Regions from separate parts of the Homo sapiens genome. Here region 1 is linked to region 2. A link is an interaction called in ENCODE POLR2A ChIA-PET data of the cell type or tissue named here. Cell type or tissue: endothelial cell of umbilical vein. All regions are shown on one strand. Each heading gives the region's core, and the rest is flanking DNA. Links, peaks and the distances in the headings are about the cores only. Region 1 overlaps NR1D2 (nuclear receptor subfamily 1 group D member 2). Region 2 overlaps NKIRAS1 (NFKB inhibitor interacting Ras like 1).

Region 1 (5,386 bases), core at 124-5,123, 58 kb before region 2:
CTCCTGAGTAGCTGGGACTACAGGCACGTGCCACCATGCCCGGCTAATTTTTGTATTTTTAGTAGAGAAGGGGGTTTCACCATGTTGGCCAGGCTGGTCTCAAATTCCTGACCTCAGGTGATCCACCCACCTCAGCCTCCCAAAGTGCTGGGATTACAGGCGTGCACCCCTGGCGCCTGGCCAAGAACTTGTTCTCTTTCAAGAGCTACTAATTTATGGTTTAGCTACATAATCAGAGGCCGTAACTTATAACTCTCACAATGCCTAGCACAGTGCCCTTTACACAGTAGGAAGCAAATGGGAAACAAAGTCATAACCAAATACTAAAAAATTCCCAAATGTTATACAATAAAATGATGCCTAAAAATAGCTGGCACTTACTTAGACATACCCAGGAAAGTACCTCAATTTCCATTTGTTATTGGGAGTAACAATCTCTGCCTTAATGGGTACTGTCAGAAATAACTGTAATATTAATGCAAGATGGCAGGGGCATTGGGAAACATCATAAATGACTCATATAAATAAACATTAGAAACTCAAAAATCTTGCTCACTCATTCAAACAGTGACTGAGTAGCTCTTCTATGCCAGACACCACACTAGGCTCACATGGTACAACCCCTTCCTTTGACAGGATGAGGAAGGAATCCAAGACCCAAAAGAGTAAAGTTACTTACCCAAGTTACCCACATAATTCAATGGCAGAACTGGACTAAAGCCTACAACTAATTCACATTTCTCTGCAACAAACCACACTAATACCTCTTGATACTTTTAATGTTTTCAAGTAACCCACATTGTATTTGAATGGAAACTGAAATTCATATTACAACTACCTACCTGGAGATACATAATGTTCTAACAAATTCATGAAATAAAGATTTAGACTCATAGAAAAATTATGAACAAAAAGCTAAAGACTAACAGTGGTAAACACAAGGCCTAGATGTAAGTATTACTTTATTCCTATAGTACTTTGACATATATTGTTATAACGAAAAAATTAGTTACACAAAAATAACAGGGTCATACAATTTAGCATCTTCCTTAAGGCCTTATTCCCTCTATATAACTTTCTGGAACCCTGTTAACTGCCATCTTCTCCCCAGTTGGTCACTATATGCTAGGTGTGGCACAATTTTGAACCAGCTTGCTTACCTGCAGATACCAGGACAACAGCTGTAAACAAACTCATCTCTTCATCACTAAGTTGGAGGGCATTTAGCTTCTCACTAAATTCAAACATAGAGTTTAGCAGATCCCCTGCTCCCATTGAGTGTAAATCATCCACACTATATTTCTTTCCACTTAAAAAGGTGACAGTACGTTCCTTTGCATCAAATAATGATGCGAACCGTACCATTAAAACCTGGAAAAAGAAAAAGAAATGTATTTGGAGAAGTCTAACAGCAATAATAAAAAAATAACTTAGTATTCAATCAAGTCAGTTATGAATCATCCCACATATAAAAGAAAGTTATAAAAGAAAAACAGGGTATACTTTTACTCAAAACCACTCTATTCTATTCTATTCTATATTCTATATTCTATTCTATTCTATTTTTGACATGGAGTTTCGTTCTTGTGGCCCGAGCTGGAGTGCAATGGCATGATCTTGGCTCACTGCAACCTCCGCCTCCCGGGTTCAAGCATTTCTCCTGCCTCGGCCTCCCAAGTAGCTGGGATTACAGGTGTGCGCCACCACGCCCAACTAATTTTTGCTATTTTTAGTAGAAGCAGGGTTTCACCATGTTAGCAAGGCTGGTCTCAAACTCCTGACCTCAGGTGATCCACCCGCTTCAGCCTCCCAAAGTGCTGGGATTACAGGTGTGAGCCACCATGCCAGATTTTATTTTTTGAGATGGAGTTTTCTTCTTGTCACCCAGGCTGGAGTGCAGTGGCACGATCTCAGCTCACTGCAACCTCTGCCTCCTGGGTTCAAGCGATTCTCCTGCCTCAGCCTCCCAACTAGCTGGGATTACAGGCACACGCCACCACGCCCAGCTGATTTTATTTTTAGTAGAGATGGGGTTTCACCATGTTGACCAGGCTGGTCTCAAACTCGTGACCTTAGGTGATCCACCCATCTCGGCTTCCCAAAGTGCTAGAATTACAGGCATGAGCCACAGCGCCCGGCCTATTTATTTATTTATTTATTGAGACAGGGTCTTGCTCTGTTGCCCAGGCCGGAGATGCAATCACAGCTCACTGCAACCTGAACCTCCCCGGCTCAAGTGATCCTTTCCACCTCAGCCTCCTGAATAGCTGAGAATACAAATACATACCACCACACCCAGCTAATTTTTGTATTTTTTGTAGAGACAGGGTTTCACCATGTTGCCTAGGCTGGTCTCGAACTCCTGGACTCAAGTGATCGGCCTGCCTCGGCCTCCCAAAGTGCTGGGATTACAAGCATGAGCCACTGCACCCGGTCCCAAAACCACTTTCTTAAGACAGATTCTCTACCAAAGCAATAAATACTCCAAGAAGAACATCAAAAGAAATTCTAGCCACTCATGGCAAAGATACTCTGCCACTCTATTAACAAAGATTCTGAAATGCAATATAAAATTAGAGCAAGAAATAGTGCCAGTAAATTTAAAACTGGGCCCTGGCCAAAGGCATTAAAGAATCTCTTTAGGCTGCCAAGTATAACACATGGCCTCTATGCCTTAAGTAAAAAGAGCAAAATTCCAATGCAGCAACACTTCGAAACATCAACACATCAAATGCAGCCAAGGCAAAGGAAGCAGATGAAGTCTAACTGAACTGCTTCAAGAAACCAACACCCAAAGAGACTATCCACAAAGAAAGCTATCACAGTAAGTGTTCTAAGCACCATGTTATAATTGACATCCAAGTTAAATCGGTTAACAATTATATTACTTAGTTATCTCACTCCCTCCGTTATAATAAATCCAGGGAGAAGTGAAAATATAGCCCTGGCTCACTTCTTCCATCCATAAAAGGTTCAAAGATTTGGCCCACCAAACATCAACTTCCTCTCACCACCCCAATCTCAGAGTTGTCCTTAATTAGGTCCCAAGGCATCTCACACCTTGGCAGCAAAAGGGATGCCCTGGGGCAGACAGAAGGTGAAAGACACCTAACTAAGGACCAGGAGAGGCACATCTGTTAAGTTATACAGTAGAGACTACCCCAAGCCCAAGCAGGATACAGTGTTGCAAGAGAAGCGGGACAGAAAAGTAGCCAAGGATCCTGAAGCAAGGTGAAACCAGGAAGAGCTAAGGTGGCACATAAGAAATGTCTGATATATCCCCAAAATATTCTACAGTCTCTCGAAAAACGAAATCACATTCTATTTGCCCTTCTTATTCTGTATCGAATACAGTAAATGCTAGGCTAGGCTTTCAGGAGGTGTCTAACACTGCAGAAACTTGTTAAGTCCACATCTAAAAGCAATACTAGAACTCAGGAGTTCATATGCTGTAGATACAGAATACCTATATTTCAAATCCTAAATAATAAGTAAAAAATATATATAAAATCCTAAACAATTCTGGATTTACCAAGTCTCCCAAGTCTGTTCCCAAAATCCTGAGATGATGATTATTTTGTTGATAGTTTCAGACTCTGGACTATAAATACTGACTTAGAAAAGAATGAAAACATCTGCCGGGCACAGTGGCTCAGACCTGTAATCCCAGCACTTTAGGAGGCCAAAGTGGGCAGATCGCTTTGAGCTCAGGAGTTTGAGACCAGCCTGGGCCACAAGGCAAAACCCTGTTTCTACAAAAAAAAAAAAACAAAAAAAATTAGCCGGGCGTGGTAGCTCACACCTGTAGTCCCAGCTACTCAGGAGGCTGAAGCTGGAGAATGCTTGAACCCAGGAAGCAGAGGTTGCAGTGAGCTATGATCGCGCTGCTGCACTCCAGCCTGGGTGACAGAGCAGGATTCTGTCTCAAAAAAAAAAAAAAAAAAAAAAGAATTAAAACATCCATGAAAATAAAATACTACATGCCCTGCCTGCATCAATATTCAGGATAAATAAAACCTACCTCAAAAGTCCCAGCCTTTAAAAGGTTGACCTGGTCATGCTGAGAGAGATCTCTGAACCCAGGAATACGCTTTGCAAATTCCACCACTTCTTTCACTGCTGGAGTGAAGCTCATCGAAAATTCTTCCCAGATTTCATGTCCTGATTTATGAGGATCCACATATGGAGACTTACTCATTGGACAAACCTAGTATACATAAAACGGAAAAACTCTTAAATACTAAGAGGTGGTAAAGAAATGTCAAAAGCAGCATCTCAATTATCAGAAACCCCAACATGAATTTAACCCCCAAAACACAAGTAAAATCTACTGAGATATTAGCACTTCATCCATTTGCTGCCCACCATACTGTAGAAAGCCTCTTGGCAACCTAATATAAATAGCAATTAACTTATCATTAAAAAAAAGCCTAAGCAAAAATATCATCTATAACAAGCTATTTCAAACACCTGTTGCACAGGTTTAAGAGTTTATTTTGTAACACTGCTGCCACCTTATGCTAGTATATGGTGTTTTATAATTTTGCAAACAAATTCAATTGTTTGATTCTCAATCTATTATTCATGGCAGATTATAATTTCCATTTCTTAGGTGGAGAAATGAGACTCTGAGAGGTTTAGTGATTTGTCCAACACAGCCAGAAGTCACAAGCCTAGGCCCAAATTCACATTTAGTTAATATTTCCAAACTCCTTTATTTCTATATAGGTAGAATTACAATGTTGTAATTTCCAAGAAGAAAAAACAGCAAGGTGCCTCATTTTGTTGAAAAGGTCACTCACTGCCTGGCCGGGCGCAGTGGCTCACGCCTGTAATCTCAGCACTTTGGGAGACCGAGGCAGGCGAATCACAAGGTCAGGAGTTCGAGACTAGCCTGGCCAACATGGTGAAACCCTGTCTCTACCAACAATTAAAAAAATTAGCCAGACGTGGTGGCTTGCGCCTGTAGTCCCAGCTACTCAGGAGGCTGAGGCAGAAGAATCACTTGAACCGGGAGGCGGAGGTTGCAGTGAGCCGAGATCATACCACTGCACTCCAGCCTGGGTGACAGAGTGAGACTCCGTCTCGAAAAAAAAAAAAAGAAAAAAAAGTCACTGCCCATTTATTTCAAAAACAATGCTGTGATCACTGACTTCTACTTGTTCAATCAGGAAACAAGGACTGCAGATACAGGTGTGTCTTCTAAATGACGACTGCGTGAGGGAAAATAGGAAGCCAAGAAGTTATTAAAAAAAAAAAAAAAACACCAAAAAGATGATGAAACACACCTGTATATTCTATTAGTAAAATCAGCCTTTAAATTTTCACTAAATCCATACAAAATCTAGGAATGGGATGATTACAAAACCATAGAGAATATCATGAA
Region 2 (5,386 bases), core at 204-5,203:
CTTTGAAAAATCATGTCCATTTTCTAAAAACTTTATCCTCATGCCTCCTTAAATTTTTACTTAAATGTTTATTTTTCCAGGTAAATATTGATGAGTAGGCAGTCTCTTTCAAGGATTTAAGAGTCTGTTGGATTGCTATAGACTTAATCAGTATTGAAATATTCTTCATATAAAATGTATTTATTCTTTTTGAAAACAAAGATGTATTCATACCTATCCATGTGTTTTTTTGTTTGTTTGTTTTCAGACAGAGTCTAGCTCTTTCACCCAGGCTGGAGTGAAGTGGTGCAATCTCAGCTCAGTGCAACCTCCGCCCCCTGGGTTCAAGTGATTCTCCTGCCTCAGCCTCCCCAGTAGCTGGGATTACAGGTGAGTGCCACCACGCCTGGCTAATTTTTGTATTTTTAGTAGAGATGGGGTTTCACCATGTTGGCCAGGCTGGTGCCGAACTCTTGACCTCAGGTGATCCACCCGCCTTGGACTCCCAAAGTGGTAGGATTGCAGGCATGAGCCACTGTGCCTGGCCTGTATTCTTATATTTATCTACATTGTCTCCGTGAGATATATAAGAAACTGATAATGCTTATTGCTCTAAGGGAGGAAATGGGAGACTGGGGAATGGGGTTTGGAAGGCTATACCTTATTCTATATCTCCTTTTCTGTATTTGAAAATTTCCCCTGTGCATGTGTTACATATTAAATTGAAATACTGAAAGAAAAAGAAATGGTTAATTTCAACAGTATACAATTTAAAAGACCTGTTATTCTCTCCACAGTGATATCCTGAGAGAAGATGGGAAAGGGCTGCAAGGTTGTGGTTTGTGGATTGTTATCTGTGGGGAAAACTGCAATTTTGGAGCAGCTCCTTTATGGAAATCATACTATTGGTAAGATTGTTTTTCTCTAGTTTGTCTCTAGGTTCTGGGAGCTATCAGGGGTCTTTTGTTGGTCATGCTAAACTAAAGGTGGTTGATGGTACATAAAGGGGAGGTATAATCCAGAGGGACCAAAAGAGATTAAGAGGTAAGAAAAGAGGAGGGAAAAAAGTCTTAGTGTTATTGAAATTCAAGAGTGCCTGCTGTAAGTTATCACAGGTAAGGAAAGAAATGGCCAATATAGATAGATCAATATGGATATATATTCCTTTGTATATATGTGGTTTTCCGTGTATTTACATAATGAATGGTGTAAATTCATTACATTACAAATCATAGAATCACTGATTTAAGAAAACATAACTTTCCAGTGGGCATGGTGGCTCAGGCCTGTAATTCCAGCACTTTGGGAGGCCGAGGCAGGCGGATCACCTGATGTCAGGAGTTCAAGACCAGCCTGGCCAACATGGTGAAACCTGTCTCTACTAAAAATACAACATTAGCCAGGCATAGTAGCAGGTGGCTGTAATCCTGCTACTTGAGGGGGTGAGGCAGGAGAATCTCTTGAACCTGGGAGGCTGAGGTTGCAGTGAGCCAAGATGGTGTTACTACACTCCAGCCTGGGCTACAGAGCGAGACTCTGTCTCAAAAAAAAAAAAAAAAAAAGGCCGAGCGCAGTGGCTCACACCAGTAATCCAAACGCTTTGGGAGGCCGAGGCAGGCAGATCATGAGGTCAAGAGATCAAGACCATCCTGGACAACATGGTGAAACCCCGTCTCTACTAAAAATACAAAAATTAGCTGGGTGTGGCGGTGCACGCCTGTAGTCGCAGCTACTCAGGAGGTTGAGGTAGGAGAATCGCTTGAATGTGACAGGCAGAGGTTGCAGCGAGCTGAGATTGCACCACTGCACTCCAGCCTGGCGACAGAGCGAGACTCCATCTCAAAAAAAAAAAAACAAAAAAAAACAAAAACAACTTTGCAGAGCTGCTGTATGTAGATTTTTAAAAATGGAAGAAACAGTTGTTTGGTGAGTATGACTTAATTTTGTGAATTGGGCTACCTCATTCATTTATTCATTCGCTGAGTCAAATAATTATTTATTAATTGGTATATGATACGTGTAATCAGGCCTTGGGTTACAGAGGTGAAGATAGCATCTCTGGAGGTCATGGCTTAGTAAGGAAGATAGATATCACAGGTTAGAATGAAATGACGTTTGTGTTAGATAAGTAAACAGAGATCATCAAAGCATTTTTTTCTGGCAAGTAACTTAAAGCACATTTCTGTTTTTCTGAGATGGAGTCTCACCCTGTCTCCCAGGCTTGAGTGCAGTGGTGCAATCTCGGCTCACTGCAACTTCCGCCTCCCAGGTTCAGCCAATTCTCCTTTCTCAGCCTCCTGAGTAACTGGGACTATGGGTGCGTGCTACCACGTCTGGCTAATTTTTGTATTTTTATTTTAGTAGAGACGGGGTTTCACCACGTTGGCCAGGCTGGTCTCGAACTCCTGACCTCAAGTGATCCCCCCGCCTCGGCCTCCCAAAGTGCTGGGATTACAGGCGTGAGCCACTGCGCCTGGCCCACATTTCTGTTTTTCATTAACCATTTCTATGTGCTCTGCTTCTCTTCTAGCTTTCTAAAATAATGTTTAACAATTGTGGTTAAATTCATATTTAGTGTTTATTATAATACCTATGTCAGTAGTTCTCAAATTTTTTGGTTTCAGAATCCTTTTGCCCTGTGAAAACTTACTGAGGACCCCAAACAACTTCTGTTTATGTGGGCTGTATCTTCCAACATTTACTGTATTAGAAATTAAAACCGTGGCCAGGCGTGATGGCTCACAGCTTGGTAATCTCAGCACTTTGGGAGGCCAAGGTGGGAAGATCAGCTGGGCTCAGGAGTTTGAGACTAGCCTGAGACCTCATCTCCACTAAAAACAAAACAAAATGAAAAAAAGAAAAAAAAAAAAAAGAAAGAAAGAAATTATCCAGGTGGGCATGGTGGCATGTGCCTGTGGTTCCAGTTACTTGAGATGCTGGGGTGGGAGAATCACATGGGAGGTTGAGGCTGCAGTGAGCCATGATCACACCAGTATGTTCCAACTTAGGAGACCCTGTCTGAAAAAAGAAAAAAAGAAAAGGAAAATGGAGACATTTGTAAACTACTTATTTTTTCTAAATGACACTAATAAACTCATTATATCCTAAAATAACTTTATGAAAAAAATTATATTTTCAAAATAGAAAGGTGGCATTGATTTACTTTTTAGAAAATCTTTTCTGATGTCCAGCTTAATAGAAGGCAATTATCATATCTATTAACACTTGCCTTTGTAATCTGCTGTGATGAGGTGTTTCAGTTGAAATATATGAAGAAAATCCAGCCGCACACAGATATGTAGTTGGAAAAGGTAGGAGGAATACTTTAATAGCCTTTTCAGGTAATTATGGGTATTTTTCTTTGGTATTTCACTAAAACTTAACAAGTGATGGTTACTTAAAGGTTATTGCAGTGTAGAATCTGAAATCATATTCGTGAACTTTTTTACTCTGCTAAATTAAAATCTCATTGATTGATCCTGCATTTTAAATGGATCTTTTTACCCAAGCAGAGTTTTTTAGCATCGTGAATTGGTCATTTTGGAAATTTTGGTTCGCTAAGGAAGTCTTCCATATCACTTTTGTTAATATCTGATGAAATACCAATTTCATCAGTATTGGGAATCTGTCAAGTTCATGATGATGGATACAATTCTGATTTTTGCCTGAAAGCTCAAATTTTATTGACAACAAATACTGTTACCATAGTTACTTTCCTTGAAATGATAGGCTTCCTTTATTACTTTTTGAGAAAATGTTTGTCAAATATTGTAAATACATAGTTTTTCTGTCATTTCTTCTTTTTAAAAATGATGGCTAGTTCAGCTTGCAATTTAAAACACACAAGAGATTTTCCTCAAGACAGTTACCATAATTGCATGCAGAAATGCTTTATGTATAGTTTCCATTTAATTCCATAGAATATTGAAAAGATATATACTCAAGGCTTGAGATTTAATAAAATTAGTCATTTTTATTGCTTCATTAAGGACATTCTTAAGTAAAACTGGCTTTTTAATTTTTTAACTGCAAGCACAGGATGGTGAAGAGAGGATCTAATGGCAACTATACGTTTAGTGCCACTGACTCGATTTGCACTAAGGTACCGGCAGTTTTACCCACCACTGCTTTTGCAACATCAGTACAAATATCAACACAGTGGAAAATGCAAATGGCTTTGGTAGTAGTATGAATATAGTTTTGCCCATGTGGGTCCCCTGAAAGGAGACCTCATGAGATCTGCAGACCACAGTTGGAGAGCTGCTGGCATATATAAATACAGTACAATTGACCCTTCAACAGTGCACGGGTTAGGGGTGCCAACACCGCCCCCCCATCAGTTGACAACCAAATTTTTGTCCCCCCAGAAACTTAACTACTCATAGCTTACTGTTGACCAGAAGCCTTAAACCTGATAACATAAACAGTTAATTGCCATGTCTTATATGTTGTGTGTATTATATACTGTACTCTTACAATAAAGTAAGCTAGAGATAAGAAAATGTTATTAAAATCATAAGGAAGAAGCCGGGTGTGGTGGCTCACGCCTGTAATCCCAGCACTTTGGGAGGCCGAGGCAGGCGGATCACTTGAAGTCAGGAGTTCAAGACCAGCATGGCCAACATGGCGAAACCCCATCTCTACTAAAAATATAAAAATTAGCTGGGCATGGTGGCACGTGCCTGTAATCTCAGCTATCTAGGAGGCTGAGTCATGAGAATCTCTTGAACCCGGGAGGCAGAGTTTATCGTGAGCCAAGATCACGCCACTGCACTCCAGCCTGGGCAACAGAGCGAGACTGTATCAAAACAAAACAAAACAAAACAAAAACCTGCTTTAAAAAATAAAGGTTATTTTAAAATGTATAAGAGGTTACCATTATTTAAATTTGAAAAGAAGAATGTAAGTGAAAAATAGCCACTGCAAAGGATATAAGACACTCTCTTTGATGATAATGCCTATAAAATAAAATCTGTGTCTCCCAGACTGGAGTATAGTGATGCCATCTCACCTCACTGCAGCCTCCACCTCCTGGGTTCAAGTGATTCTCCATCTCAAAAAAAAAAAAAAAATCATAAGGAAGAAAAAATATATTTACTATTTATTAACTGGAAGTGGTTCATCGTAAAGGTCTTCATCCTCATTGTTTTTATGTGGAGTAGACTGAGGAGAAGGAGGAGGGATTGGTCTTGCTGTGTCAGGTGGCAGAGGAGAAAGAAAATCTACATGTAAGACATGTGAAGTTCAAATCTGTGTTGTTTAAGGGTCAGTGGTATTCTCAGCAGAGCAGTATAGTATACTGTGATTCTTTTTTTTGTTTTGTTTTCATGGAAGCCAACATGTATTTGTCATTTCTTTAGTTTTGTTTATACCTTTTGCTAGTTCTTTCCACATAGTCCAGATGTTT

The links. Peaks named below come from ENCODE experiments on the same cell type or tissue, not always from the same donor. Only the 100,000 strongest peaks of a DNase experiment are listed, where the experiment ranks them.
Region 1: POLR2A ChIA-PET joins it to region 2 with 10 read pairs; 31 of 35 experiments call an interaction of 5 or more read pairs at or near these places.

Annotation. Positions count from the first base shown.
Region 1 is chr3:23,963,798-23,969,183 of GRCh38, reverse strand. It overlaps NR1D2 (nuclear receptor subfamily 1 group D member 2), which reads right to left. Exons shown (of 8, transcript NM_005126.5): 6 at 4,022-4,207; 7 at 1,161-1,371. Among named protein-coding and RNA genes, the nearest start is that of NR1D2, 21 kb to the right of the region's middle. RefSeq lists a silencer at 140-340. In endothelial cell of umbilical vein, for the core only: no CTCF peak of the experiment used is centred there; a DNase peak (open chromatin) is centred at 2,683.
Region 2 is chr3:23,906,312-23,911,697 of GRCh38, reverse strand. It overlaps NKIRAS1 (NFKB inhibitor interacting Ras like 1), which reads left to right. Exons shown (of 5, transcript NM_020345.4): 2 at 248-369; 3 at 777-887. The coding sequence starts at 794. Among named protein-coding and RNA genes, the nearest start is that of NKIRAS1, 8.0 kb to the left of the region's middle. In endothelial cell of umbilical vein, for the core only: no CTCF peak of the experiment used is centred there; no DNase peak of the experiment used is centred there.